Regions from separate parts of the Homo sapiens genome. Here region 1 is linked to region 2. The links are chromatin loops, found by intact Hi-C in ENCODE. Cell type or tissue: ascending aorta. All regions are shown on one strand. Links, peaks and the distances in the headings refer to the core of each region. The heading gives the core; the rest is flanking DNA. Region 1 overlaps NAV2 (neuron navigator 2). Region 2 overlaps NAV2 (neuron navigator 2).

Region 1 (16,015 bases), core at 3,959-11,958, 58 kb after region 2:
ACCATGCGTGTCTGATTTCTGAACCTGGAATTTCACTACAGAGGTTTTTATTTATTTATTTTGTCCCCTGATAGCTCAGTCACTTGGAGTTAAGTAGTTGATTGAACATGCAATTTTTAAAGCTCATTCATGCTGAATTTGCTTTAGTGTGGTAGCCAGTGTTCCATCTTTATAGAGTTTCTTTCCCACACTCTTATATGAAAATAAACAAGGCCCTAAAATGTCAGGCAAGATTCCTTCTGGCTTTGTAACCTAATGTATTTTATAGATGGTTGAATTCTCCAGTGAACATTTCATTGGAAAATATTCCTTTCCTGACTTCTGTTTCTCCATCAAAGGGATATTACATTGTAAGTGATAACTATTTCTTAGTGGCCTTGACATTGCAGTTCTGTGTAGGAAATTATCCTGCATCAGTCACTTCTGTTGTCATCAGATTCCTTTCATCTCAAGTACCTGCATTTCTTCAACTTAAAATTTGGAACATGATCAGGCCTGGGGCCAGGGAGATGGAACCTCTTGATCTCTCATATCAGTGTTGATTCTTAGAAAGAAGAAGGTATGATGATTGATAACCTGGTCTTTGAAAGCAGAAAACCTTGGTCGAATGTCAGCTTTGCTTCTTGTTAACTACTAGACCTTGGCCAGATCGTGTCTCTGAATTTCAGTTGTTTTATTTTAAAGTGGAGATTCATTTCTAAAGAGGGGATGGAGAATTTCTTTTGGTATTCTCATAGAGGCTTTGTATGCTGATGCTTTGGTGAATTAGAAAAAGCAATGCTAGAGACCCTCCTTTTTGGGGAACACTTAAGCCTCGCTGTCCCACTCACCATATAATAGATTTTCTAAATATCAAGAAGTAACTTGGGTGTCAGTGAAATGCCCCTCTTTCCTCTTTCGGAGATAATTATCTATATATCTCTATGTAGAGTGTGATATGATAGCTAACCCTGCCTGGGCATCAGAATCCTCTTGAGACCCTTGAAGGGAAAAGAAAAATGGGCATCCAAACCTACTGACTCGCACACTTCAAATATGAGGCCCAGGCATCTGTGTTTCTTAAAAGCTCCCCCAGGAACTCTGATGCACAGCTAGAATTGAGACTAGTCATGTAACCAGCATGTGGGGCAAATGTGATGTGTGCATTGCGGACAAAGCCCGTGGAGTTTTCCTGCCATGGGGGTAAATGCGTTAGCAACCCATGGCCTTTCTGTTCATTCATAGAAAATCCCATGGTCATGATAATTTGCAAAGATAGTTTCACATGACAAATTAGAATATCCCTTCCACAATACAAACCAAAGCTCCAAACTGGAATTCTGGTCAGAACCCTGAAGCAGGAGAGTGAAAACAGCCGGCCTCCTCCACCCTCACCTTCCTGCTCCACCCCCAGGGAGCTACACAGAAGACAAAGATGCTTATTTAGATGCTGCCTTCTTGAGCTGGTTTCCTGTTCTGCTAAAAGCTGGGCCTTTCTTTTTTGGGGCACATTTAGGGTCCCTTTTTAGAACCCAAAATGCACCTATGTGCACACTCTCTCCAATGAGACATTTGAATTCCTTGCCCCAATGGTGGGGGCTGCAGGCCAATCCCAGCCTGGAACCATCCCTTGGTGCTACCACTGAACCATCAGCCATGCTCTTCTCTCTCCCTCTAGATTCTCAGGGCAGGAGTCAGGCCCCAGGCCACAGCATCCCTAACTGCAGGGATATCCACTGCAGGCTCCCCAGTGACCCCACTGAAGTTCTCACCCACCCACTAGGTTTGATTGGGTGAGCAAAGGATGTGCTCATAGCAGTGTTCTCCAATGATAACCTCCTCTCAAAAAATTCTCTCTCTACACGTTCACCTGTTTTTCTATCCTCCGTCTGATACAGCAGGAAAAGTCGTGAAACTGACTCTTTGATATTCCTTGAAATTCTGCATTTTGCATATTTGTCCTGTGCTTGCTTACTTTGGTAACCACTAACTGTGGTATTGGTGCCTCAGCTTAAGCCAACTTAGGAGTGGCCACTCTGTCATGCTGAATTACCTTCATAGTGGCAGGTGGCTGTCAGGTGAGATGAGCTTGGTATTGAGACCTGGCTATGCGTCCTTAAGCAAGTGTTTTAACCTCTCTTAAAAACAGGACTAGTCACAGAAACTAAGTCTAAGATTGTGAGGATTAAATGTGGCAAACACATATAAAGGACTTAGTGTGTGGCACATAGGAAGTGCTCAGTGGTACCCATTATCCAGCCTCAGTTCCACTAAAACTCCAGCCATCTTAGCTGCCCTCTTTAAAACTTCATTCACTGAGGGGCACCAGCTGGAGAGGGGTTGCATCACCACTCCATGGGGGAACACTCCTCTAGCTCAGTCAGCTCCTGACTAGGAGCTGTCAGAAGCCACCAAGGAAAGGTCCCATTGAGAACTGAGCACAAAAGCGGGGTCACAAGAGCTAACTGAATTAAGCAAGTTATCAGGCAGTAGAAAATGCAGTTAGATTTGCATCCATGAAGCAGATGGTCTGCACAAAATGATTAAATTAGTTTTATTAAGTTTGGAGGAATTAATTTGTCACTTTATTTTTTCTTTTATTTATTAAAAAAAGAAGAGATGTGAGTTTGTTATCTCTGGCAAAAGAGATTTATAGCAAGTTTATCTGCTAGTGGAAAACAAGAGTTATGGTAGGACCTTAAAAAACAATTGTCTTTTTATTGTCTATTAATAGTTGGTACAATTATGTAGAATGTGGCCCAGAGAATAGAAATGCTGCCACCTATTGCTGGTAAAACCTGGCTTATGTTTCCAGTCATATGGGGGATATTTTTTTCCCCTTAGAAATAAATCTTCACTTCATGGGTTATTGAGTATTTAATTCATTTTGGAGACATTTTTTTGCTACTGGTGTTCTTAGGATCTGATGTTTTCTAGTTTATTGATTATTAATTACAATGTCTTACATCAAGTAAACTTGAGGGAACCTCTGGCATTTTTGAGTCCTTCTTTTAATGGTGAGGAAGAACCAAATGCAGAATCTTTATCTAAAAACAAATGGGAGCTTTTGAGTTAGAGCTCAGGGTTGTTAACTGGAGATTCCCAATACTTATTGTTTGGGCACAAATAGTTCTTTCATGGCCCTTTTGAATGGATCAAAGCAAAACCTGGAGTTTTGAATGGCTTCTTTTTTGTTAAGTCCTTTTATCCTGAACAGTTACTAATGAGTATTCTAGGAAATTCATGCATGCAGGAAGAATTTCTTGTGCATAATAACTAGGGTATAAACTTTATATTCACATACCCATGTATGTTGTTTGTGTGTTTACACACACATGAGAGTTTCTGAAATTTTCTGATCTCAAATCAAACATCAGGCTAGCATTCTGCCCTTGAAATGGCTAAATCCACATGTTATCCATGGAGGATTAAGAATTGGGTTTTCAAACCTGGTTGCACACCATAGTCAACTATGGAGCTTTGTAATTGTTCTTTTTTAAAAAATAAACTTTAAGACTAGATTTAATTTTACAGAAAATTTGATAGTACAGAAAGTTGCCATATACCCCACCCATTATTAACAACTAATATTCACATATTAGTTAGTGAACCCATGAACCCACACTGAAATATTATCAACTAAAGTCCATACTCTATTCTGATTTCCTTAGTTTTTACCTAATGACCTTTATCTGTTTCAGGATCCCATCCAGGATACTACATTTCATTTAGCTCTCATGCATCCTTAGACTTCTCTGGGCTTGACAGCTTCTCAGACTTGCCTTGTTTTTGATGCTTCTAATGGTTTTGAAAAGTTATAGTTAGATATTTTGTAGAATGGACATCATCGCTATTGCCCCCCAATTGGGATTTGTCTGATGCTTTTCCCCTAATTAGACTGAAGTTGTAGGTTTTGGAGAGGAAGAACACAGAGGTAAAGTGACATTTTTCATCCCATCCTATCAGGGTCATGCTATCAACATGACTTGCTAATGTTTATGTTAACCTCGATCACCTGGCTGAGATAGTGTTTGGCCGGTATCTTCACTGTAAAGTTACTCTTTCCCTTTTTTCCATGTTTTACTCTTTGTGCAGCCCACACTTAACCTTGAGAGCAGAACATCTACATACTTTATTTGAAATTCTATTTACATGGAAGATTTTTCTCTTCTATTTATTTAGTCAATCATTTCTTTGTGGCAGTATCAATTATTTCACACTTTGACTTATAATCCAATACTACCTTATTTTGTTGCTCAAATTATTTTGAGCTTGGTCAGCTTTGGCCATTGGGAGCTCTTTCAGTTGGCTCCTGTGTCACTTTGACATACTCCATCATTGTGTTTTGGAGTGGGGATATATGCCTACATTTTGGCACTATACTGTGCTCCAGGCTTATTTTAAATTCTTCCTGCCCCAGTCCAAGAATCATTTCTCCAAGGATCCCTGGTTCTTTTGGTTGGAGAATGCTATTGAAACCAAGATCAGGGGCTAGATCTGCTTGTTGCTACTGGGCTGTTGTTATTTTTAGAACTTTTCAGCTGAAAGAACAAGGATATGTACACGTATCTACGAATATCCTATCTAGATTCCTTTACGCTGACATGCTATATAGATCAGTATGTAATTTATACTGATAAACTATACTATAGTTTATAAACTGAAAGCAGTTTTTAGTTTCTATAGAGTCTTCAATTCTAATCCATTACCACATGGCTCATCCTAGCCTTCCATCTTTGTTCATCTGTAAGCTTTCACTCCAACAGTGAGAACATCCTGTGAAGCTTGTTAATAAACACACCTGGGCCTGGGCCTTATGGCCTGAGGTTGAGGTAGATGCCCACCTGGGATTTTGGCATCTGTATTTTAATAAGCTCTACACAGATTGAACTCTCCCAATATAGGCTGTCACAATGCCATATATTTCTCCTTTGTACCTTTTGTCACCGTTTCCCTTTGGCATCTTTTTATAATATCTTTATTTGACATCCTTATTTGATTAATATCTGTCAACTCCCTCAAGACAATAGGCTCTGTGTCAGTTTTGCTCATCATTCTGTCCTCAGAAAGGGTGCATTGTAGGTATTTATTAAATATTTGTTGAATGAATGGGTGGAATGACACACAGCAACACTGAGGAGGAAGAGAAAAATGTGTGTGATTTATCGAACTCTTCCTACATGCTAAACGGCTGTCTAGTTGCTTTCTAAATATTATCCAGTTCAGGGATTTGAATCAGGTCCGGCTGACATCAGAATCCACACCCTTTCTGTTGTGGAGTTCCTGCTGGTAGGAAGCCTCTTGTCTTCTGCTTTGCATGTCATGGGCTCTCCTACTGGACTGGATGGAGCTGTGTGGGTGGCCAAGGAGGAGGTCAGAGGGGGAGAAATGGCAGCACCCATTTAGAGTGTCACCCAGGCCTCATTAGGAAATTGACTCCCATTTGGTTTGGGAAGGGGGGTGTTTTTTCCTGCCTTTTCATGCTCACAATGAAGGTGACATTGATTTACAAGTCAGTGGGTTGGAGCAGGGAAGGGAGGCTTCTATGGGTGGAAAAGATCAATTAAATGATTATCCCAGCTGCCACACACTAATGCCTTTCTTACTGAGTTTCAAAATCAGGAAGCAGAAGGTTACCACATTTAGCCTTTTACAGGAAATCTAATTGCCAACCTTGTGGTGCCAAGGTTTATTAGATTGGGAAGAGTTGCTCTTAGTGGCTGGCAGTTTCTGGCATGACAGAAAGCTTTCCACTGGCCACCTGGAATTGTAAATGACTGCCTCCTCTTCCTTTTTGCGTGCTTTTGCTAAAGTTTTATGCAGATAGCCTTTTGTGATTTTTATCTTTTTGTGATTTTTATCTGGATTCTAGGGGGATGGTACTTAAGCTTGGTAAGCAGTCAAAAAAAATATTTATTCAATTCCTACTATGTGCTATGCCCTGGTCTAGTGGCTGAGAACTGCAGTGGTGAGCAAAACAGATACGCGTTGTCTTTAGAATCCTTTGCCTGGAATGGTCTTCCTATGGCTTAGTGGTTCCCAGACTGTAGTATGCATGAGGACCACCAGAATGCTTGTTCAAACCCAGTCTGCTGATTATTTTTTCCATCGCCTTTCCATGGTCCTGTCCACATTGAAAAAAGGCAATCTCAAGAGCAGACCAGAATTCAGTCCAGCAAGCAACTCTTGCACAAATTGCACGGCTAAGCTGCCACCCCCCACAATTTCTGATTCAATAGGCCTGGAGTGGGGCCTGATAATCTGCATTTATGATGAGTTCCCAGGCCATGCTAATGCTGCTGGTCTGGGAGAACCACCCCCTGAGCCTTTGCATGGTTGCTCTCTTCTTATCAGTTGGGTCTCTAATCAAATATTACCTGCTTAGAGAGGCCATTCTTGATTTCCCAACCACATTATCCCTCCACTCCTGGCCATTCACTCTCTAATGCATCTTCATAGCATTTATTATTCTCTAATATTAGTTTGCTTATTTTTTATTACCATTTTGTCTCTCTCTCCTACCTCTCATCCTCAGTAGAATAAAGCCTCATGAGAGCACTTCCTTAGACACTGTTGAATCCTCTAAGATTATCAGAGTACCAGAGTATGTGCTCAATAAATACCTGAATGAATTAAATAATTACAAGAGTAATGAGTCATATGAAGGAAAGACCTAAGATGCCTTGGTAGTGTAACAGGTAGACCTAAGGTGGAGCAAAGATATTGCATTTCATCCTACTTGGAGCAGTTTCTAGATGTGGCCTTAACACCTGATTTAAACACTGCATACCAGAGTTTTGTCTTCAAGGTTACAGGCTGTGGGATTTGTCTGCGATCATAGCAGGCCACTCTGGATTTGCTTAGTTTTTCCATCGCCTTTCTATAGTCCTGTCCACAATGAAAAAAGGCAATCTTAAGAGGAGACCAGAATTCAGTCCAGCAAGCAACTCTTGCACAAATTGCATCATGAAGTTGCCAGGCCCCTATCTCTGAGCTTGGCAGGAGGCAAGGCCTGAAATTTACTTCTTCTAATAACCTTCCACCTGAAGCCTATACTCATTCCCTTGTTGGAATCTGGAATCCGGCACCCATGCCAATGTCTCGGTAGCCTTTTCATAACCTCTACAAAGTTGAATGAAGGCTCAAACTCTTCTTTGCAGGAGTGAGACCTTTCGATGAAACATGTAGATTCCTCTCCTGCACTGGCCTTTTAGAGAAATGTAAGGGCAGGCACTGTTGTTTTTTCTTTTCAACAGAGTCAAGCAAAAGATGAGGCACATGGAGGCACCATGCGACTAAAAGCTCTGAGGATGATTGTCAAAACCCCACTGGAGGAGTTGGAAAGCATGTAAGGTTTTGCTCTTGTGTGGCCTCAGCAGCCACTGCCTGGTTCAAGTGAAGTTTGCACAGTCCCTTGGCCTAGAGCTTCATGCCCAGCTTTTGCCAAGCGTGGGCCAAGTGGGGGAATGATTCCCCAGGTTTGTTTGCCTGGGGCAGCCAAAGAAACAGTGATTTATTTCCCCTGAGTGTGTCATGAAAATGTAAGCACCGAGAGTTGGATTATTTTGGAGGGTGAGAATTTGATGGGGGAGATGGAGATGGAAGAATTGCAGCAGTTTGGAGTCAGGGCTGGGGGCCAGAGGGCCGCCCAGTGGGTTGGGGTAACATAAGCTGCCGCTATTCAGGAGGTGGCCTGTGTAAGAAAATCTGACCACAGCGGGTGCGTGACTTCAGCTAAAATTAACCTTGGAGGCTTCACACGCTTCCACAGTGCTTTGAACTAGACACTCCCAGAGAGGGCATGGGACGTTGACTGCTGAGGACTGCGCTGCTGCTGTGGGTTGAGCCATGCCTGTAAGCATCAACTTATGGGTTCCCGCTCGGGGTCAAAGTCGGGATTCCTGTGACCATTATAAAGTGGTAAGCAACCTCCAGGGATGTTGGCAGGGTCTCTGGGGAGAGACAATGAAGTTTATTTGAATTGGACTTGTGTTTAGAGATGGTTTCAATTTATTTTCTATGCAGAGCAGAGACCACGAGCCCTCCAAGCAGGACTTTCATCTGTGGAAAGCTAGAAGAGCTAACTGCCACCTTTGTGCTGCTTTTTTGTTTCATATGTCCGCCCAGGGTGAGGGCTGGGTGGTGTATTTTTAGAGCAGGTAGAGAAAGATCTGTCTGGACATTGTTGGTGGCCTGAGAAAATACAACTGCATAAACCAAAGGCCAAGCTGAGGAAGCTGAAATTGGGAAGGTCCTGGATGTCAACAGGTGTGGCAGGTTTCGCTTGTTTTCTTAATTGTGGGCCTCAGCAGGTGCAAAAGAGTTGGAGGAGATGCCAGGGAGTACTCCTGAGGGCTTCATTGAAGGAGGGACTTGCTTGGGGGAAACTGGAAGCAATTTCCTGTTCAGTGAGACCCATGGATGTCCCGGGAAGGGCCCACTGCCCTCTCCCTCCCCTGGCCAGGGTGACCTGAATGGTATCATTTAAGCTGGAAGGCATCTGTACCCATGGCTTTCCACTTGCTGCCGAGAATCCATTTGGGAGCATGCATTCACAGAGCAAAAAGGCAAGATGCATTTTTATTCCTTTATGCCTCCTTAACCTTCAGACAGTTACTGTAACTCAGGGGCTAATGGCAGTCCTGGTGCCTGCAGCTGTGTGGCGCTCTGGTTTTACAATCAGAATGGCCACTTTTTTGTTTGTTTGTTTTGAGAGAGTGGATCTCACTATGTTGCCCAGGCTGGTCTTGAACTCCTGAGCTTAAGCAATCCTCCTGCCTCAGCCTTCTGGAGCAGCTGGGACTCCAGACTTGAGCCACCATGCCCAGGTAGAATGGTCACTTTGATGTGGTCAGAGGCAATGGCTTTATGACAGAGAGAGAACCTTCTTAGCCTATTCTTCTTGTAAAAATGCTGTAGTTTACCCTCCCCTCCTAAAACTTATCCTTCTCCCCCACCTATCTAACCCAACTTCCTAGGCAACATTAGCATTATTAGGTGGCTTGGCAGGTGCTTATTTTCTAGGAAAGAGTGTGCTTCTCTTATCTGCTTAATGCTTACTCTATACAGCTGACCTTGGAGTGATCTATTATAAAAACGTTTAAACCCGCAAAGCATTTGCTTTGGTGAGCAGATATTCTGTGTGGCCCTTTATGTACAAAGATAAGAACGATGTGGGTATGAAAGGTGTAGGGAAAAAAACCCCTGCATGAAGATACGTTTTCACACAGTTTTGAGGTCATTTTCCATGTGAGCCACTTTACTGAGTCCTCTGAGTATTTGATATCCTCTTGTTCCTTCATCCTCTGGGTGTGTGGCTCATTAAAGGTGGAAGGCTGCTGGGATATTGGACATGTGTGTCGTTTGCTCTAGATGTGTAGCACTACCCAGGCCAAGCACAATTAATGGGGATGTCCCTGAGTTCTCATTATTATTTTTAACTCCTGGGGTCTAGGCTCACTGCCCTGTGGAAGAGATTTCTTTTGAGATAGAATGTTAAAAATAGACATTTCAATAGGAGGCAGCTATTGTATGTGGTTCTGAAGTTGGATGAACACATCTTATATGCCTGCATGGGAATTCCCATCCCATGCTGGACCTGGGTGATTAGACATAGAATTCAAATTCCCATCTTCATAGGAACACAAGGCTCCTTCCAGTTCCATCCTAGAACTTCTTCTTCATCGTGGTCATCTGAATGACCTGGCCTGATTTTTGTAACTGCCTTGTGGCATAAAGATGACTGGACTGAGTTGGAATACCTGGTCTGTTAGCTGGACAGATGCTAACCTTGTCCAGCTGGTATCTCACTGGCTTCATCCATGCAATGGGGAGAATGCAAGCTGCCACCGCCCATGTTTCCCAGGATTGTGGTGAGGCTCAGATTGGATTGTATTTACAAAAGAACTTTATAAATGGTAAGCACTGCAGACAGGAGGCAGAGACAGCACTGTTGTTAGGACTTTATTATTCTTCTTGAGATGAATCAATCAGGGCCTTCTTCCAGGACTTTGGAGAATAAATAGTATCTTTGTGCAAATTGTTCTTTTGTGCTCTGGGCCAGGTTGTCCCCTGGGTAGAGGAGACACCCCTTCTTTCCTAGGTGCCAGCTTGGTGTTTGGTAGTCTTCGTAGTAAACGCCTAGTATAATAAAAATAATAAACATGAAAAACCCGAGATGCCCTCAGGCCTGAGAGCTCTGACATCTGGGCTGGAGAAGGGCCCGGGGCACAACGGTCATTTCCACTGTGGCCAAGTCTCTTGGCCATGGAGTTGCCGAGAAAGGAATGAGGCTCCCAAATGGGGAAGGAGCAGGCAAGCGCATTCCTAGGGCCGGGCAGCGCCAGCCACTGCTGGGAATTGCCTGCCTTCCAGAGTTTTTTAAAGCCTTTGCTACACAACTTTCCCACAAGTGACACAACAGTCTTTGCCAGGTTCTGTGCCTCTCTGCCCAACGGGCTGGAGGGCCATGGCCATTTATGAGAATGTCAGATCTTCTCTAGTCCCTCTGTACCTTCCTTCACCCCTCTGTCCGTTACCCCTCCCTGAGTACTTCTGCAAGTGTGCTCATAGGTGCTTCACATTTTTTCCTCATTCAATTCTTCATCTAAGTTGGTGCAGTAGATGCTATTATGATCTCCACTTCACAGATGAAGAAGCTGCATTTGAAGAGTTTAAGTGACTTGCCTGGACTTGGATACATTAGCAGAAAATTCAGGGAAGTTTATGGCTATAGAATAACATCAACACAGAATATCCGCCCTCCTAAGCAAAAGCTTCCAGGGTTTAAACATTTTGCAATTGATCATTCTGAGGTCAGTGCTTTATGGTCCATTGTTTGTGGTTGGCATCATTATGTAAAAATATGTAAATATACCTATAATATCTATTATTTATAAACAAAATCTAATTTTCAGGCCCTTCCGCCTCCCTCTTCAGGTGAAACCAGAGGAGGCTCCCACCACCTTTTTTTTTCCCCTCTGTGCCTTCGGTCACAGCCCCTTATGCAGAAAAAGGGACTCCACCTGGAGCCCTCTCTGGATCTACTTCTCCCAGATAAATCAGTCGGCTGTGTAATCTTTCAGGAAACCTGACCCCTCATCTCCCAGGGGAAATCCTTAAACTACCCACCACCCCACTGCTCAGGTTTCTTGGGTAAGAAACATCCTCAAATAATCACCACGAGTGCACACAGTTTGCCTTTGGTGTTGGGAATTTTAATAAGCAATGTACACCTTATATAGCCACTCACCTGCCCTGGTCTGAATGGCCCTAAGAAAACAAAAACAAAACAACAAAACAAAAATCCTTTACCATTAAAAAAAATCTCCCAGGCTTTCCAGAGTGATTATATAGCCTCACATCAGTCTCCTGGGGTTAAAGCATTGAGGATCCCATTGGAAATGTAAATGTTTTTTGGGAACTGTGACTCACCTTTCTCTGCCAGAGCTGTGTGCCTGGGACCTAGTAAGCCCTGATGGAATGGAATGTGGGTCAGGTGAGTTTTGATCCCCAAGTCAGGCAGAGACAGTTAGGTCCAGTGTCTGGGAATGGGGGAACACCTGGAGCGGGGCTTTTGGGACGCCTCAGTGGGTGATGAGGTCCGAGTTGGGGGAGGGAGGGCCTGGGCAAATTGAGGATGGTCAGTGTTTGGGAGACCAGTGCCAAAACCAAAGACACTCATGTGAAAGGAGGGAGGGGGTGGCCAAGAGGGCCTTTGAGCCAGCAGTCCTTGAGCAGGTGCTCTGTAACAAGCACGCTGAGAGGTCCTGCAAAGGGAAAACTTGAGCTCATGCTCTACCCACTTGGCCCTGTAAATAAAGCCGGGTCACTCTCTTAATGGGGAGTAACTGAACCTTGGCTCCAGCTCACTTGCTCCTGTCCCTTCACCTACTAGGAAGCGGAACTTGGCACCTCTTGTCCTTTCTGAGAAGGATTCCACTTGCCCTAGAAAGCACCAGTAAGAATACAGATTGCACTGGAGATCTCCAAGGGGAGAGTTCGGATCGTATTCAGTCTCCCTAAAGGCCCCTCGATCTCATCTCCAAGCCTTCTTGCCCACCCAGATAGCCTCTTTGCACCCCACAGGCTTCCCAGCTCCAGATCTTACCTCTCTCCCTGAATTCCCTTTTTTTCATGCAAAGCATTTTAGCACAGTCTACTGCCCCCTAAATTTGCATACTCTTACCCATCATTCTACAAAACAAAGAGATTTCCAGTTTGGGGGAGGGGTAGGGGTAAGGAGGGAAAATAATAACTCATGTTTTTTTCCTGTCCCACCTGTGTGTATTTAGTGATTTTTTTTTTTTTTTTTTTTTTTTTTTTTTTACTCCATCTCACCTGTCTATACTCAGTGACGTTTAACAGTTGGCTCTCCAAGGAGAAAAGCCTGATAGGTAGTACTTGCCAATTACCATGGTGTAAATCCTTCTACCAAGACTGATTTTAATTTACCCACTCTGAGCTGGGAAGAGATGTACAGTAGTGCATTATTATATAGTATTTCCCTCATACAGATATAATAGGTGTAAATAATCTCATGACCATAAACAATAGTAAAATACAGTAAAATAATTAGAAAGTGATGAGTTTTAAATATTTACTATCACTTTAAAAATATAATTTTAAGTTTATATAATTTAATTATTAAAATAGTGGCTGTAGTTAACAATCAGCTCCAAAATTTACTGAAAATGTTACAACCAACTCTCTTGAGCCAGTCCATGCCTGCCCTGGCATACCACTGTATGTGTGTTTGTATCTTTGAAAATAGCACTTTAGCATCCACCGTCGGGTGGGTCCTACTACCAAGCTACTGAAATTGTCTCATGGCAGTGTTACTTACCAGTGCCTGCTGTGGGCCTTTTGCTATGACTGGTCTAACAGCTACATGAAATATGTTGGTTTTATGGACTTTATAATCTAGGCAGTGAAGGGGAACATACTTATTCATCTGTCCCACCCATTAGTCCATCTGTCTATTTGTGCATCCCCCACCATTTAATCATTCATCTCTTTTTTTCCACCCACTCATCCACGCTTCCATCCATCTGAACATTCACCAGTCTGTTTACCCAGATCTTCCTCCCTCCCTTCCTCCATCCATTTTTACTTTCTTCCCTTCATCCATCTACCCACCCACCAGTAAATCAATGAGTGCTTGTTTATCACGCTCCTGTAGTGAGTCAGGTGTTGTGCTTGTGTTTTAAATATGTATAAAACTTGTTCTCTACTCTATAGAAGCTCCTGATTGAGAGAGATGTGAGTAGTTACAACAGCCAGGATAAAGGCAGATGCAAAGTGCTTTCAGAGGTGAGAAGAAAAAATGAGTAATTCTGTTAGGAGTAGGCAAGCAGGTTGGGAATGGCTTTACGGGGACTGACATTTACTTTGCTTTTCAGATTTCAAGTGGGCATTTCCTAGGTGGTGGGGGAAGGGCACCCTAGGCAGAGAGGGCAGCGTGTGAAAAGGCACAGAGGCTGGGGAGCCTGTCCCACAGGGTTGTTTTAATTGCCTTCTCTGAACTCCCAGTTCACACAGAAGCCTGGCAGGCAGGGTTGGCTTCTAGGAGAAGGGGGAGTTCTGCTAAGTGGAGGGGACCAGGGAGGCACATGGGACCAGAGAACCTGCCCATAGGGACTGAGGGTTAGAGTAGCATGGAACTGTGGTGTGAGGGATGCCACCAGCTGATGCACTTGAAGGCATTTTTTAGGGACATGGAGATGACGGAAATAATGAAAGGAAACTAACAGTAAAGGCACCACCTATGTGCTAAGCACTTTACAAACACTGAGTCCCCACAATAGACACATTAGTCTTTACAACAGATAATAGAGTATTATCCCATTTTACAAATGTGGAAACTGAGGCTTAGAGAGTGGTGGATTGCCCAAAGCCACAAAGCCTCAGTGTAGTCTGTGTCTAAACATGTGCAGAGTTCTGCGGATCTAATCTCTCATTCTATCCCCTCAACAATCCTGAGATGTTAAGCAACCTGTCAGACGTCAATCAAGACTCCAAGGTCTTGGCTGGGCATGATAAGGCCAGACGTCCTAGGGAGCCTGTGCCTAGAAGGTGGAGCTGAGGTGTTTGGCTGGATGAGGACAGCTGACAGTCCCTCTGTCTGCAGTCTGCAGGTGAGGGGAGCTATGGAAGTTTGAACAACTGGATGGAGGCTACGACTTAAAAGGTCAGTTTGTGACCAGACCAGAGAGAGGCCTTGTAGTGGCCCAGGTTCTCACTACCCACTTAGGTGTGGCTGCCCTGTCAGGCAGTGGCACTGATTGATGTCTGCTGTCAATAAGTGTGCTTGCAGCTGCTCCCAAGCCTTTCTGCAAGGGCCTGATTGCCATCATACCAGAGGAAGCACTTGGAAGGAGAATGCATCTGATTAGTCAGTAACTAATGAACACAGGGAGAAAAAACACTTGAAAAATTCCTAGCAGGGCTCTGACATTTGGCTTTCTGGCAGCTAGTAGAGATTGTGGTTAAAAGTTGTTCAGATCTGGGTTCTAAGGTTGGAGAGAGTGGGAGGAAGTGCTGTAGAAAGGGACTCAATTTTGTTCTGAAGTGACCAGTAAGAATTCCAGTTTTCAGCCTCACTTGGACTTATTTGATTTTCCAGGGAGTTTACAGGGAGAGCTGGAGACATATTTTGCCGTGGTGAGAGGTGGTAGCCGTGAGGCTGGTCAGCTTGAGTCAGAGGGAGCTTCACCTTTTATTAGCTATGTGATCCTGTGCACCTTAACCTCTTGGAGCCTGTTTTCCAGTATGTAAAATGGGGCTGATCATCCATTCAACAACTGTTTAGTGAACACCTACTATGTGACAAGGGCAGCTCTAAATGTTTGGTCCTGGCGTATTGGAGCTGTTACTCCAGTGAGTGAGAGATTGTAGATGAGATCACAGGTACAAAACACCTGGCACACAGTAGACAGAAGCACAGACTTCCTAGCACATAGGGGATAGTGATCAAATGAGGAAATGAATAGGAAAGTACTTTCTATTATATGAAGTATGAAACGGGGCATTGAGAGGAAGATCGAGGGCCGGGCGCAGTGGCTCACGCCTGTAATCCCAGCACTTTGGGAGGCCGAGGCGGGCAAATCACGAGGTCAGAAGATTGAGACCATCCTGGCTAACACGGTGAAACCCCGTCTCTACTAAAAATATAAAAAATTACCCAGGCGTGGTGGCAGGCACCTGTAGTCCCAGCTACTTGGGAGGCTGAGGCAGGAGAATGGTGTGAACCCGGGAGGCGGAGCTTGCAGTGAGCCGAGATTGCGCCACTGCACTCCAGCCTGGGCGACAGAGCGAGACTCTGTCTCAAAAAAAAAAAAAAAAAAAAAGAGGAAGCTCGTAGGCACTGAATGTGGGTTATCCTGAGGTGTGGATGAAGCAGGCACCTACACCCTCATCCTTAAAATATCACCTGTTTCTCCCAGCACGTTCACCAGCCTGGTTTATTTTTTTTAAAGGCATAGTTTCAAAACCTCTGGAGGTGCTGTGTACACCCACCTGTGGCTTGTTCATGTTCCCATCAGACAATGTCACCATTGTGTGGCTGTGGTGCCATTCACAGGCATGACCCAGTGTCTGCTGCTGCATGGGGTCCCAGATCAGCCTTGCACACCACAGACTGGAAGAACTGGGGGACTTTGCCCCTGAGTGTTTCCCTACTTGGATACAGTCCTGCAATGGTAACTCATGTTATATTGGCATTTTTGTTTTTGCTACAGTGAGATTGTTGTGAAACTATGTTTGCTTTGTGCTTTGGTGACATGGGAAAGTGTCAGCTCCCCTCTTGGGTCTGTTAGTCCTGAGTGACAAGTGGCCAGCCCTGTTCCCAGGGTCAGGGGAAACACTGTGATGGGTATTATGCAATATGCCTTTCCCTCTCTCTCTGCTTTTTCCGCACTGCTGTAGCACTTGACCTTCTGTGGTAGTGGTTTCTGTGTGGGCCCCTCAGTAACAGTGTGGCATCATTAGGAGCCAGTTATTGCTTTCAAACCCCGCGTACTTGTCACATAACATTGGG
Region 2 (15,450 bases), core at 7,451-15,450:
TTAATTTAAAAGGTAATATCTGTGGATTTTTTTTTTAAAGATTTGTGACATGGGTATAAAAGGAATAGAAAACACTCATGTTTTCTCCAACCAACCTCACCCCACTGTCTCAGAAATCACCTCTATGAACAGTTTCTTGTGCATCATTCCAGAAAATTTGTACAAAAACAAGTATATTCAAATACATCTATCCTTTCTTTACTCCAGTTGGAATTTCACCATCCTCACCATCCTACAGAGGTCTTCTTTCATGCATCATCATCTCTTAGGCATCTCCTGACATAGATGTCAAATGCCTTCTCTTAACTCTGCACTGTAGACTATTATATGGCCATTGTCCTCCTGGTAGGCATTTTGGTTATCCTGATTTTTTGCCGTCATGAACAATGTGCTGATTACACCTCTATTTTTGCACAGTTTCCCATATAGGACTGTAAGATAGGTGGACTCCTGAAAGCATAATTATTGGATCAAAGTACATGCTTTTTAGATTTTACTAAATATTCCCTATCGCTCTCTAGCAGGGTTGTACTGTCACCAGCACTAGGAGTAGAAATGATCTCCACATGGAAGATGAGTCCAGTAGTCATGTGGGACAGTTGCTGAGAAGACATGATTTCAGAGGCACCCAGAAACTGCTCATGATCCTGTCCCCCTCAGGAATCTCCCCTTTCCGCCTGTCATGGTGTCTGGAATTCTCATTCATTCCTTGACCTGTGGCATTGTCTCCAGAAAGCTCAGGTGTTTATTTTATGACTGCATTTGCAAAAGACAAATATAATCCAGGCTAAATTGTATCCATTTCATCCTTCTGGTTTAAAAAACAAATTACAACATTTCCTTGGGCCCCTAAAACTATCTTGGCTCCTAAGCATTGTGCCTACTCTGCCTAATGGGTAAGTTGGCCCTCGATTTTGTCCCCAGAGTAGCCCTCCACACACCTGCTTCCCTACATGTTGTCACCATTCCTGCCCCTGGCTTTTGACACTGGAAAGGTGTAAAATACAATCTTTCTTGGGGGTAGCCGGCTATCACAGAAAGCGGTGGTCCCCAGCCTTTCTGGCACCAAAGACCCAGTTTTGTGGAAGACAATTTTTCCATGGACAGAGATGCAGGATATGGTTTCGGGATGAAACTTTTGCACCTCAGATCATCAGGCATTAGATTCTCATAAGGAGTGTGCAACCTAGATCCCTCGCATGTGCAGTTCACAATCGGGTTCACGCTCCTGTGAGAATCTAATGCCACCACTGATCTGACAGGCAGAGCTCAGGTGGTAATGCTCACTCGCCCACCACTCACCTCCTGCTGTGCAGCCCAGTTCCTAACAGGCCATACAATGGTACTTGTCCATGGTTCAAGGTCTGGGGACCCCTGACATAAAGCACTGGGCAACATTTGGATGGGATCAGGGCTGACCGTATTTACTAACAACTGCAGAATCCTGCAGTTTCCAAAGCATTTTTATCAACATGATTTTCTTAAAATATTATGCCCATTTTACAGATTAGGGAAATGAAGACACTAAAACAGAGAAGAGAAGTGATTTGTCCAAAACACAAAGCTAGTAAGAAATAGAATCATAGGGTCAGGTCAAATGCAGCCTCGGCCCACTTCACAGCTTCCAGCACAGTTAGGTTCTGCTGGATCTCATGATATATCTTTGTCCCTGAACATCTCATATGTGTGGCATTGCAGAAGACATGCTGACAGTGTCACATCCTGACAGGTGCACAAGTGGAGCTCAACATATTTGGGTGGCATATGGAAGCTAATTGCAGCCGTGGTTCCCAAATCTCTCCCCAAGTAACTGACTTCAGTATGCGTTTGTATGTTTTTTTTTAACTAGAGTAAATTTGATTGTCACACATGCCTCCAATCTTATTTTAATGTAAGTAGAGCATGATTGGAAATTCAGAATTAGACTGCCCAGCATTAATTACCTCTCAACTACACTTTTTATTTATGGAGCATGTTTACTGTCATTAATGAGGAGAACGCTAGAAGGGCATGGAAGGAGGATTGATCAAAAGAAGGTGGATTGAATAAGTAGTTATGGATAGGGCAATTTGAAATGGATTTATTCCTTTTTAATTTAAATTGTATCTGATTTCTGCATTCTGATTCTTCTAACCCCTTTGCCACATGCCCCCATGTTCTCTTTTTGAATCTTGCTCTCATTCACCTCGTATTGCCCCATCCACAGTGTTAATAAGATAATGTCCAGGATGCCCCCTAAAATTGGTACTCCTGATTGCAAGGGGCTGCAAGATTCTCTCATCATGTCTGTCCCGGCTTAAAAAAAAACATGAAGATTATCACTGTCTACCTTTTATTGAACACTCTTTTTTTAATTTTATTATTACTATACTTTAAATTTTAGGGTACATGTGCACAACGTGCAGGTTAGTTACATATGTATACATGTGCCATGTTGGTGTGCTGCACCCATTAACTCATCATTTAGCATTAGGTATATCTCCTAATATCTATCCCTCTCCCCTCCCCCCACCCCACAACAGTCCCCAGTGTGTGACATTCCCCTTCCTGTGTCCATGTGTTCTCATTGTTCAATTCCCACCTATGAGTGAGAACATGCGGTATTTGGTTTTTTGTCCTTGCGATAGTTTGCTGAGAATGATGGTTTCCAGTTTCATCCATGTCCCTATAAAGGACACGAACTCATCATTTTTTATGGCTGCATAGTATTCCATGGTGTATATGTGCCACATTTTCTTAATCCAGTCTATCATTGTTGGACATTTATGTTGTGAACACTCATTATGTCTCAAGTACTTTCTCACCACTCATTATTTTACCTCCTAATAACACTATTAGGAGGAGTAGGAATAATTATACCTAATATATAGCTGTGAAACCTGAGGCTTAGAGAGGTTGAATCAGTAGTTTGAAGTCACACAGCAGATATAGGAGTCAAATTCATTACACATTGTCAACACTGACTATGCCATTCTCACACAGGACAGTAGTCAGAAAGGGCTGAATGAAGCATATCGCCAAGCAACCAGGAGTGGAAGGGATCTAGGACTAGGGCTGAGTCTCAATGCTTGGACCACTCAGCATTCAATTTGCCCTTGCAGGGGAGGCAAATCTGCTTTTGTCCCATTCCTGGCGTCCTCTGCTCCCCCTGACTATCTTTAGGCAGTAGCATTGATCTGGTTTCAAGCTATTTTGGTTTTTCAAACTAAAAACTAAGCTGAGTTGGGCTACACTATTTACTTAATGCTTTCCCTTGGCAGTTATTTCCCTTCCAGGAAAGAGCTACTGTGTGTCATTTTCTCTCCTGACAGTGATCCCTTCTGGAAACCAGGAGCTTCCGGCCCAGGTAGAGACCTGGAAGACTTGGCCAGGCTGCTAGGCCTCTGTCTGCTGCCCCTGGGGAGCCTGCTAACCAAGTAGGGAGATGGTTTGCAGCCCAGGAAACCCTGAGCACATGGGCAGTTGAGCATGGCATTAGTGGGATATGCTGGGCATGTAGTGAGACCTTGTCCAGGCTTTGTGGGGAAGGCTCTGATGTCAAACGAGGCAGCTCTGAGGCTGTGGGCAGTGCTGACCAGTGGACTGGTGGAGGCAGAGAGATTGGATTTCCTTCAAAGCAAGTCACAGTCAATTCTCCCAGCTTGTTCAGAGGCCCTTATAGATGCCTGCATGTGCCCTGGGATTTTCACATCCCAGGAGACAGTGAGGCAGACCTGTTTACCCACATTTTACAAATTAGGTAACCAAGGATTGCAGAGTTCAATTAAGCCACTCTTATTTATCAAGCATCTTACTGTGATGTGAAGGCACAAGAGACCTGGACCCCACCTCCAAGGAGTATGAGAGAGGGAAAAAGAAATGTAGCCAGGCCACTGGAAGTGTCACAATCTAGGCTGGATTTGAATCCTCCCTCTGCTACTTCTCACTATTTAATCTTTTTTGAATCTCATTTTCCTTACCTGTAAACTAGTTATAATACATACACCACAAACTCCTCAGGGACAAGGGCCAGGCTTGTCTTGTTCTCCACCTAATCCCTGGCGCCTAGCATGGTGCCTGGCACAGAGTAAGGAATGCATATCTGTTAAATGAATGAGTAGACATTGTCATGAGTATTAAATGTAATGATGTGGGTAAAATGCTTACTTAAAGGTTCATGGGAAGCACTCAATGAATGGTAGTGTTAATACTCTGTTAGGAACGGGGCAGGGAAGGTGCAGGCACCTCACTTCACAGAGAGGTGCAGACCAAAGAGAAACAGGCTTGCAAGACAATGAGCATATCCCTCAGCCAGGTTTCCAAAACAGATGATGCTGCTGAAAGGTAAAGATGTGAGTGACCATGATTAAAGATATTGACAGGCAGAGATAGGGAAGAACTTGCCCAAACCACAAGGCTGGTGACTGGCAAAAGCCAGGGTTAAAACTTGGAGCTTCTAACTCTCAGTTTGTGTTGTTTCTGGGCCATTCAGAGGTCTTCTTGTACCCTTTAAAGTTTTACCAGCAGATTGTTTAAGCATCCTCTGTATGAAGCTCTTAGAATTTCAAATGGACTCTTATTTTTAGAAGCAGCATCCCACTGAGCATTTGACAGTGATCGATTCATTTCCCAGTTTGTTTTTTAATAAGCTTAAAGGTTACTGTTGATAACTGTTTATAGACAGTTAATGTGGTACTTGCAGTTCCTGATTTCTTAGGCCTGGGACTCACTGCGCCTTCAAGATGCTGAAACCAAGCAAGGTGTGAGGAGTAGGTGGGGGCATCTCCCTCCCAGATTTTCCTCACCTCTTCAAGGCTGTCATTCACAACTCCAGTCACTGGCTGCTGCAACGTTGTTCCCAATTTGACTAAAATGTCGTTATTTTTTATGATGACTTTATTCTTTCCATCATAAGCTGGATGATTAGGAGCTAGAGGCAGCCAGTAATTAAGCTCACCTGTCAGAGTTTAGATTCAGTCAGAATGAAACACATCCTTTAACTTCCCCTTTCATTTCCCTGGATGTCAAGACGTCTGAATTAAGCTCCTTATGGGAACAATATCTGACCCAAAAATGTTAGGACAGGGATTACCGAGATGGAAATTCGGTTACGTTACCTACTTGTCATGACTTAGAAGGGCTGTGAATTCTCAGGCTGCTTGAGAAAACTACTCATTTGTGAGGAGAATTGAGTTCCAAACCATAATAGCTAGTGGAAGCAATTTCTGGGATCACAGCATTCAGACTTGATATTCATTTGTCCCCTTGAGAAGGAATTCAGGCTAGAGACTTTCACGAATAAAAGTGCAAAGTCCACAAAATCTCCTGGTGCCGTTTGTCATCTGCGGAGAGGCCTGCCTCACGTCTATGGCTTTGAGGGAGCAGAGCATTCAGATACTTTGTTTCTGCTGGTGGGCCATTTGAGCCAATGGCTAGATGAAGCTTTGTTCTTGACTCTTGAAAATTATACTCTGATGTACTTCAAAGGGATTCTAATGAGGACATTGGAAGCACAAAGAATTCAGCTTTGCAAAGTCAGTTCTCAATTCCATAAAGTTCGGCATTACTTGATTTCTCTAACGAACCTCTTCGCTCTCCCTTGCCTGTGTCTGGGTGAGGATTGTCTTAGAGGACATTGATCATTTTCACCTTCATTTTCCATTTTTGCTTCTGGTATGCTCATCTCACCCCCAGTTTTATCAACAGCTCCTCTGCATTCTTTTCTCTCTTCACATGCAAGGTTTGGCAGAAATGGCCTTCGTTTCTAAAATGTTGATTAAAGACATTTTCTGAAAATCTATCAGTCCCAAACCTTCTCACTTATACACATCTTTTTCTCTCACAACTGCCATGTGTCTCATTTTCTCCCCAGGTATTTTTCTGTCGTTCCCTTGACCTTTCAAACAATGCTTTGGCCGTTGCCAGTAAAGAACTCACTCAGGCTTGCTGTCCTAGACTCTGAACACATCTGCCACCTCTGTCCAGGTAGTTTTAATATTAGTGAGATATGGCTAACTCTATCCCACCTTCCTGCTGCCTTGGGAGCCCTCACCCACTCTGTTAATGCTGCTTCCAGAGCATTCCCCAAAGTAGGAAGTTATAGAATGTCCCGTGTGGAAGGGGCTTTATACTGAGTTCTATCTCTCACTTCAGATAGAGTAACTGAAGACCAGAGAGGGAAAACAACTTGCACAGTCACAAAAGGAGGCAGAGACAGAGTCAGAATAGGGTCCCAGGCTCCTCTTGGCCCTTTCCCTTTGAGAATTCATTTCTATACACAAATGCCACACAGGAATTCAGGATCCTTATTGAGTCGGCATTGCTGCTCTCATTTGTGGAGCATTAGCTATATACTATACACTGTGCTAAGTGCTTTTTATGTATGCTTCATCTGATTCCCACCAGGTACTCTATAAGATGAAATCCATTTTGCAGATGAAGACACTGAGGCAATGGTATGCTGAGGCTGGCTGGTACTATCTCTTGAGAGCCAGTTGTGTGCATCTCTTCCCAATTTCACATTCAGTGACATCATGTTGCTAGCTAAAAATAGACTATAGCAAGAGTATTTACACCATGGAAATTGGCAAATGCTACAAATCAGAGCATTTCTTTATCCCCTTTCCTCCCAAAGAAGATCCAGTTTCCCAGCGCACCACTTAGCTTACATATTAGCTAAGCAGCTTACCCAAGGGCACACAGCAGGGAGGTGACAGAGCTGGGACTTTTATCCAGGGCTCTGACTTCGGAGTCTGAGCTCTTAACCAATACTCATACTGCTAGTCAACAAGGACAGGTTTTCAGTGACTCATTTACTCTTAGACTGGAGATGATGAGTAGGAGAAAGCAGCTGCCAGGGGTCTGGTACATAGGATGGTAGCAAGGTGTGGGGTACCCATATCTATAGAGACCGTACCCCGCCAGCTAGAGAAGGATGCCCCCAGAAGTTTTCCCAGATCTCACTCCACACCAACCACATCAGCTTCCTTACTGTTTTCCAAGTTTTTCAAGCATGCTCCCAACTCAGGGCCGTTATTGTTGTTCCTGCTGTCTTAAATGCTTTTCCACCGATAAACACGAGCTTGCTCCTTTACTTCTTTAGTATGTGTGCTCTTTCTTGACCAACCCATCTAAACTAGCACCCCAATATTCTCTACTCTCTTCCTTTATTTTCATAGCATGTATCACTACCTGTTTTCAAAGCACGTATTTGCTTTTTGTCCTTCTCTTTCAGTGGAATGCAAGCCCTGTGAAGGTTGGAGCTGTCCCTGTTCACTGTTGTAGCTTCAGAGTAGAGAGCAGAGAGGGATTAGATAGGAAAATAAGTGAATCTCAGCTGTATTCTACTCCACATGCCACCTTTCTTAGACTTGACCCAGGTGGTCAACTACTAGCTCACACATTCACCAGTAAAGGCAAAGGGCTTTCTCCTTGGTTCTGTGATCTCGTAGGATCTTCAAAGTCTAAAACCATCTTCTTTCCACCTTGGAGCCTCTTCTTTCATGTTCTCACCGTCCCTCTGAAAATAGGCCAACAGTCATATTTGTTGGTGCTGATTTGCAGACAGATAATAGATCAAACATTTTCAGAAGGAACCTTTGGCCCCAAGAACTAATTACATCCCCATCTTGGAAGGTGACTGTCCCTGTGTCATTTAAACTGTGTAAGAGAATGGTGGAGGCTGAGTGTGACCTTTGGCAAAGCCCACACGAGGGTACTCAGGGAACAGCCAGCAATGGGAGAAGCTGCAGTGAGCCCTGGCCTGGGTACCTGTGCACTTATTTTCACCTGGAGGGCCACACTGATGTTGTTTCCTGCATTTCTTGGGTCATGTCCAGCAGTAAATGCATAATCACTCTTACATACCCATGCACATATACATACACTCAACTTCCTTTCTCATTTCAAAAATCTTATAGAAAATGTCAACCATAGGGATGGGAAAAGGATGATTAATAATCACCTGCAATCCCACCCCTGAGATAAAAATTGTGAATATTTTGATCAATTTCCTTTTAGTCATTTTTTTCCTACTAATTAACATCTGTATATTTTGTGACCCATATTTTTAAAAACTTAGTACATCATGAACACCTTTTCATGTCATTAAGGATTTTTATACACAGTCACTTTTAGTAGCCAGAAAGTAGTTGTATGAAGGTACCATGATTTGTATAACTCATTCCTGACCATTGGACAGGAATGTTGTTTCCAGTTGTATATTATCACAGATAATACTATGAGGGGATTTCTCATTGGTAAGTATTAGACAAACAGTGGTTATTCTCATGGTTATTCACTTCAATCATTGTAAACTCAATGCCATGGACTGAATTGTGTTCCCCCAAATTCATATGTTGAAGCCTTAATCCCCAATCTGATGGTATTTGGAGGTGGGGCCTTTGGGAGGTAACGAGGTTGAGATGAGGTCATGAGGCTGAAGCTCCCATGATGGCATTATTGCTCTTATAAGGAGATGAAGGTATTAGACTCATTCTTTCCACCATGTGAAAATAAAGTGAGAAGACAACTGCCTGTGAATCAGGAGGAACACCGTTACCAAGAACCTAACCATGCTGGCACCAGATCTCAGACTTCCAGCCTCCAGAACTGAGAAATGAATGTTTCTTGTTTAGGCCACCCAGTCTACGGTATTCTGTTATAGCAGTCCAAGCTGAGTAAGACACTCCCCACTTCATGAGTCCTTCACTTGTACTTATTAGAATGGTACCTTCATCTTGACCATGATTTTGCCTCTAGGCCTTTGCATATTCTGTTCCCTCTGTTTGGATAGCCCTTCCCCCTCAAGCCTCTTTATCTTATTTCCACAGATTTTTTCTTACCACCCCCACCCAAGCATACATTTTTTTATATTTTGATATCTCTGAAATGGGGATGAATTGAAGGGTCATTATGCATATTTGTGGTAGTAAGTCATAGACTGGAGACATAGAATTCCTCTTCATTGTCTAAGGCTCAGCCCAGGCAGTTCCTCTTTGGGTTTAGGCTCTCTTCTCTGGGTTGCAGTAACCTCCAGGCTACTCTGTCATTGCATTAGTCAGACTATACTGTATTTGTCTGCTCATTGGTCTCCCCCTGCACGAGGACCTCCTTGAGAACAGCAAATGTGTCTTTCATTCCTTTGTCCCCTGCTCCCAGTAGCCCAGGCTCCAGGACAGTTGCTGAAGTCAGAACAGGTGGGGGTGGACCCAGCCCCTGATTATCTTCTGCCCTCTCCACTAATAGGCAAATTGAATTATTTCCTCATTCCAGGCCCATGGAGAGCTCCTTTAAGGAGCCCTTGGCGGGTGGGGCAAAGCATCTCACCTGTCCCAGCTTTGAGGTTAATGCCCATTTTAGGCCATGATTGGTGTATTTATTTGCTCAGAGGGAGGGTGGGGAGAAAGCTTGGTGGGTGGAGGTTTTGGTAATTCATGCCCGCATGACTATAAGAGAGCTTCCAGGAAACCACGTTACCAGCATAGCAATTGTTTTCACTGCATTTCAGAATGACATTCAAGAGTCAACAGAAATGCTTGAATTTCAACTTTACAAAAGGGCTTGCTAGAGATATCGCCTTTCCCCTCTGTCCCTTTTGCTTAGTCCAGGATACAATGACCATGAAAAAAGTTGGCCATTTGAGCTTTTCAATGCCCTTCCTCCCAACTTTTCCCCTTTCCCTACCTCTTTCTGGGCCTTTCTCTTTTTTCTGAGTTGATATTCCCTTATCTTCCTCTGCATGACTTTTAACTTTGCTTTTTATTAATTAACTCCAGAAGGAATAAGGTGCCTGTTACATGGGAACACACTGCACAAAGTTGGGAGAAGGGAAGATCATCCTTTCTGGCTGGGAAGGTGGGTAAAGGCTTCGTGCAGGAGGCAGCTGATTCTTGAAGGCTGGGTAGGATTCAAACAGATGAAGAAGTGGTGAAGGAAGAGGATAAGTCATTCCAAGCCTAGGCAGGAGCAAGGCATGGTCAGGAAGGTGAGGGCTGAGGCTGAAGCAAACATTTATTTATAATGTTTACAGACTACCTGCAGTAAGCTGGCAACTTTCTTAAGTGAGTAAACCAGATGTCACTCAGGTCCCTGGTTCTCCAGCTCATGTGTCTGCATGGGCTTTCTTCATTTTTACCCCATGACAACAACCCAGACTCTAAACTCAATACATTTACAAGTTTGAACCAAAGGAATCCATGATTATAAAAATATTGGTACCCAATTTAGATTTGACTGGTTATTTTGTAGAGGACATGGAGGATTGAGCTCATCTTGTATACTTCACTGCAAGCAACTGAAAATATCCATTAGAGGTTTCTGTTTTCTCAGAGAACTCCCCTTAGCCTACCGTGGTATGGAGGAGTGTTGCTGTCTCCTTCCCTCGCTTACTTCCTTGCTGGCCCTTTTCTCTCCTGGATTCTTTCCTGTGAACTCTGCATTCCTCACCCTTTGTTAGCCAACTCTTGCCACCGTCACCCACAACTTGCAAACTACAGATCCATTGTGTTAATCGACAGGATCAATGATCCAGATCATTGTGTCCAGATCATGGCCCTTGGGATCCACTCTTCTGCAAGAGGTTGATTTAGCTGTACTTTCCAAACAAATGCAATGTCTTCCCCAAGAAAATTCTGATGGCGAATGTAGTCTCCCTGTTGTTACGTGTACATTTTCACATTCAACTCACCACAACAGTCCTTCTAATATCTTCATTTTACAGAGTAGACAACTAAAAATAAGAGAATTGGCTTGCCCAATGTCACACAGCAGCCAAAATGGTGGAGGTGAAATCTGAACTCTGTCATTCTATTTTTTTAAAATGTGTAAGAGCTACATCCCATGCATGGACTGTGAGGAAGGTGACTTTGATGGAAGAAAGGCTAGACATGTAGGTTGTGACCTGTATTTGTTTCCTATGGCTACCATAAGAAAATACCATGAACTGGTGGCTTAAACCAACAGAAATTTATTATCTCACAGCTCTAGAGGCTGATGAAAGTCCAAAATCTGGTTGTTGGCAGGATTGGTTCCTTCTAGAGCCTCTGGGGAAGGACTCGCTCTATGCTTCTCTCTTAGCTTCTAAGGTCGCTGGCAATTCTTGGCATTCCTTGGTTTGTAGATGCATCACTCCAGTCTTTGGCTTCATCTTTACATGGTGTTCTTCTCTTCGTGTCTCCTGTATCTTCACATAGCCTTGTTATAAGGACACCAGTCTTTGGCTTTGCAACCCAATGTTGTGCTAAACTCCTATTATTCTCAGTAGGGAAGGCACCAGGTTCTAGAGGCCAAAGAAGAGACCCAGAGCCAGCAAATACGATATGGAGTTTTATTAGGGACTTACCTACAGGGCAGAGAATCTGGTGGCAGCAGTCTGGACAGGACAACCACCTTACATATAGAAATGGTCCAGCGGCAGCAGGCTGGACAAGATAACTGCACAGCCTAGTGGTGGCTGGCTGGGCAGGAAAATCACAACTGCTTTCAAAAAGACTGTAGTTTCTACATCACTTAACAGCCTCCCCTTAATGACCTCCACGTGGCAACTTTCATTTAACCTAGAGCTCAGAGCCTCAATCTCCTGTACAGCTCTTGTTCTATGGGACGGGATGGGGGCTCAGATGTTCCTCATGGGCAAGGAATGAATCTGTGGGTTGGTTACGTCTGGATTCCCTGGCTCAGAACGCACATTCAGGTGTTTCTGCCAGACAAGGTCATTCTAAGGGTATGCTTAAATTATTGCTATAAGGGGCACTTACCCTACACCCACCCTAATCCAGGATAAACTCATTTTAACTAATTAAATCTGTAAAGATCATAGTTTCAAATTAGGTCATATTCTGAGGTTCCAGGAGGACATGAATTTTTGGCAAGACATTATTCAGACCAGTACAGGACCAGTTCATGAAGAGTCTAGAAGGTATTACCAAGAAATTTGGACTGCGCGCAAGGGGCAGTCATGAAGGGTGACTGAGGGAAAGAATAACCAGAGTCAACCTGAAACCCCCAGGAATCTGATTGGCTCCGTGTTCTTTCTTTCTCACCCAGCTCCCTATGCCTTGTTGCTTTATTAAGGAATTAAACAGGGTGGGCGTCCATCAGCAGATGAGTGTTTTTTGAGAGTGGCAGCCTTTTCTTCTTTTTGGAAACTTTGCATTTGCCTCTGTTGTGCCTTGGACTAATCAGTATGCCGCGTGAAACTATTTAAAGCCTGATGCATTAGTCACAACAAATCTGCTCCTGCTGGGAGTTAAAAAGGCTGATCAGGGCGCCAGTTTCTTTTTGGTGAGCACAGTTTGTTTTTCCCGTTACTTCATTTGCATCCAGCCCCTTGGATTTCTCGGACTTCACGCACAGAGCCCCTTTCCTGAATTGCCCCTGGTACAGAGAGAGCTGCCAAGGCCTGGTCAGGCCACCTTTGAAAACCTTTCTGAGGACAGAGGCTGAGACAAGGCCAGGGACCAAAACAGGAGGGGCTGCTGGGCTGGACTGAGCTGGGCTGGGCTGGGCTGATCCACGGGGAAGACCCTGATGCCCAGAGAACACACTGTGCCAGCTGGAAACTGTTGATAAAGCCTGTGGTGACCACTTCAGCGCCCTGCTCTGACCTTTTCCCATCTAATGTGGGGCTATTTTAATGTTGTTTTGAAGCTGAGAGAGCACCAGAACCTTGGGCCTGCTCTCCTGGTGGAAACCACAGGCTTCATCTGCCTTTGTGGTGTTGCCAAACCCTTGACTGTCCTATAAGGGAGCGGGCTTGAGAGTAACACAGTTGGCCTCAACGCGTGTGTGGAGGCCTAGGGCTCCTGTTTATTTTTAGCAGGAGTACTCAAGCAGCATGGCAGAGTTTCTCCATACTGCCTCATAAGGTGTCCTCAGATTCTGGGGCTGCAGGTTGCACAAGAGAGCAACCCTGGGGTGGTGACAAGAAGAGAGTTTGAATTTCTGAATTAAAGGCTTTTGCTCCTCTGCCTCGGGTTAACTGTGTGACCTTAGGCAAGTTGCTTGACCTCTCTGAACACCAGTTTTATCAGCTATAAAGTAGAGTGGGTAATTCCTCTTTATCGTAAGATTCAGCAGCATGAACTAAGAGGATTTCTGGGAAAGTGCTTCATAGGCTGCATGGTGTGTGATGGGAAGGTATAAGGGACATGAATAGCCCTGTATCTGGTGCACAGTAACAGCTTACACTTATTGAGGGTATGGTATGTGCTATACATTGTTCTGGGTACTTTTCATGGATTGTCCTATTTAATCTGCACAAAAGCCCTAAGAGATACTGTTATAATCTCTATTTTACAGATGAGGAAACTGTGGCTTAGAGAATTTATTTGCTGAAGATCAAACAGCTAATTAATTGCCAAAGCCAAATTCAGACTCTGCAGCCTGCAGTCTTACCCCCAGTCTCTTGGTGCTGCCTCTCTCAGTGTCATCATTATCATTACCATCATCATTGCCCAGTTATTGGAACCTGGTCTTCGACAAACCCCAAAAATATTATACATTGTCTCTAATCCTCACAGCAGCATCATAATATTAACTCATTGTAATATTTACATTGTGGTGTAAATATTATCCCCTCCACTTCATAGATGAGGAATGTTGAGAATAAAGGGTTTTGTTCACTCCGTTTATTGAGCACCTACATCTCTATTTGAGGCACTGGGACACAAGAATGAACAAAACAGGAGGGTCCTGCCCTCATAGAAAGTATATTTTAGTGTGAAGGAACCAGGTGATGTAATACCTAAGCACAGTAATTTCAAGTAATACTAAAGGCAGTGAAGAAAATAATGTAATGTGACAAGTGATGGGTCAGGGAAGGCCTCTCTGAGGAGGGACTGTGTGAGATGAGGCTTGAGTGGTAAAAAAGAGCCGCATAAAATGTATGGGCAGTAGAGAGGGGCTGAAGGAGCTGGAGCTGGCGAAGGGTGGTGGTGGACCAGAGGAGCAGGAAGCAGCGACTGTGATTGCAAGTGGGGTGACTTCGTTATAAGAGGCAGTGCGGGGGACCAGGAATCCATCCCCACCAATGTATGGAAGGAGACATGATGGCCAAGGACAGGCCCAGGTGACTCAGGGAAGGGTGAGCTGAGCTGGTGGGCAGCCCCAGTGGTGGGTGAACTGAGCAGGTTGCAGGGGAGCGGGGTTCAGGCTTGGGGCCCTGTGGAGCCCTCTGCTATTTTGCTGCAGTGCAGTCAACTGACCTGGGGGATTGTGGGTTCCCTCCACGCCAGCTCGGGCTGGTTGTGGTGCTGGTGCATGGGGGATTGATGAAGCTGGCAATCGCCTTGTGACTAGACCCAGCTGGCTGCCAGAAAGGGAGCCAAAACCTCACCAGGGAGGCAGAGCAACTGCTTCTGCCCTTTTCCACAACCCCCAGGAGGTCATTGATCTTAATTAATTATCCCCCCTGAGGATTGTGGAGGAACCCTCCTGTCTACAGAGAATTACTGGTGGATATTCTAAAGAACCGAATAAGATCCCCACCACCAACTTCTGTCTTGAGAGAAAGAAGGTGCTTCTGTGCAATTGATCAGAATGAAATCATAGAACTTTGGATCTGAAAGACACTTTTTTTTTTTTTTTTTTTTTTTTTTGAGATGGAATCTTGCTCTGTCAGTGGCACAATCTCAGCTCACTGCAAGCTCCGCCTCCCGGGTCCACGCCATTCTCCTGTCTCAGCCTCCCCAGCAGCTGGGACAACAGGGGCACGCCGCCATGCCCGGCTAATTTTTTTGTATTTTTAGTAGAGACGGGGTTTCACCGTGTTAGCCAGGATGGTCTCGATCTGCTGACCTCGTGATCCGCCTGCCTCTGCCTCCCAAAGTGCTGGGATTACAGGCGTGAGCCACCGTGCCTGGCAAGGATCTGAAAGACACTTTAATGATAATCTTGTCTAACACACCCTAACTTTTAAGAAGAAACTATGGCTCAGGTATTGTTTGAATTTAGTGTTAGGAAAAATAGTCGGTGAAAGTCTTTCTGGGAAAAAAACAAAAACCAAACAAATGCACTTTTCCTGTCTTAGTAAACAGAATAAATCGATTGCTTGGTCAAAGAGAGGCCAGGAACAACATGGAGCGGGGCCTCTGGTGCTGGGTACTCCTGGGGTTGGCTCCCACATCAGGTACTACTTACTAGCTATGTTTTCTTGGGCAAATTGCTTTAAGTCTCTAATTTCTCAGTTTCCTGTTTGTAAAATATAAATAATAATGATATCCACCTCATGGGGTTTTTTAATGTGAACTGAAAAAATAATATATACAAAGTGCTCATCACATCCTGAAGGATCATTATTCAATGAATGATTGCTGCTGTTGCCGTTTGAGGCGCAGGTGCAGAAGACACAGATGAGTGGTGTTGTGGAGCATGTGGAAATGCTGGGGGTGGGGGGTAAGGTGGTCTACAAATGGCACTGCCGTTATCTTGAGCTCAGCCCTCCATAGCATCCTTCAAAGCTGATTTTTTTCT

What was found. Peaks named below come from ENCODE experiments on the same cell type or tissue, not always from the same donor. Only the 100,000 strongest peaks of a DNase experiment are listed, where the experiment ranks them.
Region 1: it touches region 2 in a loop (2.2-fold over the local background); 14 of 110 quality-filtered maps call a loop at or near these places.

What each region holds. Positions count from the first base shown.
Region 1 is chr11:19,805,957-19,821,971 of GRCh38, forward strand. The region is part of intron 1 of NAV2 (neuron navigator 2); the gene reads left to right. Among named protein-coding and RNA genes, the nearest start is that of MIR4694, 54 kb to the left of the region's middle. RefSeq lists enhancers at 15,170-15,670, 15,671-16,015. In ascending aorta, for the core only: a CTCF peak has its summit at 8,576; a DNase peak (open chromatin) is centred at 10,295; H3K4me3 peaks cover 790 bases; H3K27ac peaks cover 4,290 bases.
Region 2 is chr11:19,744,541-19,759,990 of GRCh38, forward strand. The region is part of intron 1 of NAV2 (neuron navigator 2); the gene reads left to right. Among named protein-coding and RNA genes, the nearest start is that of MIR4694, 7.8 kb to the right of the region's middle. RefSeq lists enhancers at 2,877-3,378, 12,475-13,027. In ascending aorta, for the core only: no CTCF peak of the experiment used is centred there; a DNase peak (open chromatin) is centred at 12,451; H3K4me3 peaks cover 957 bases; H3K27ac peaks cover 7,341 bases.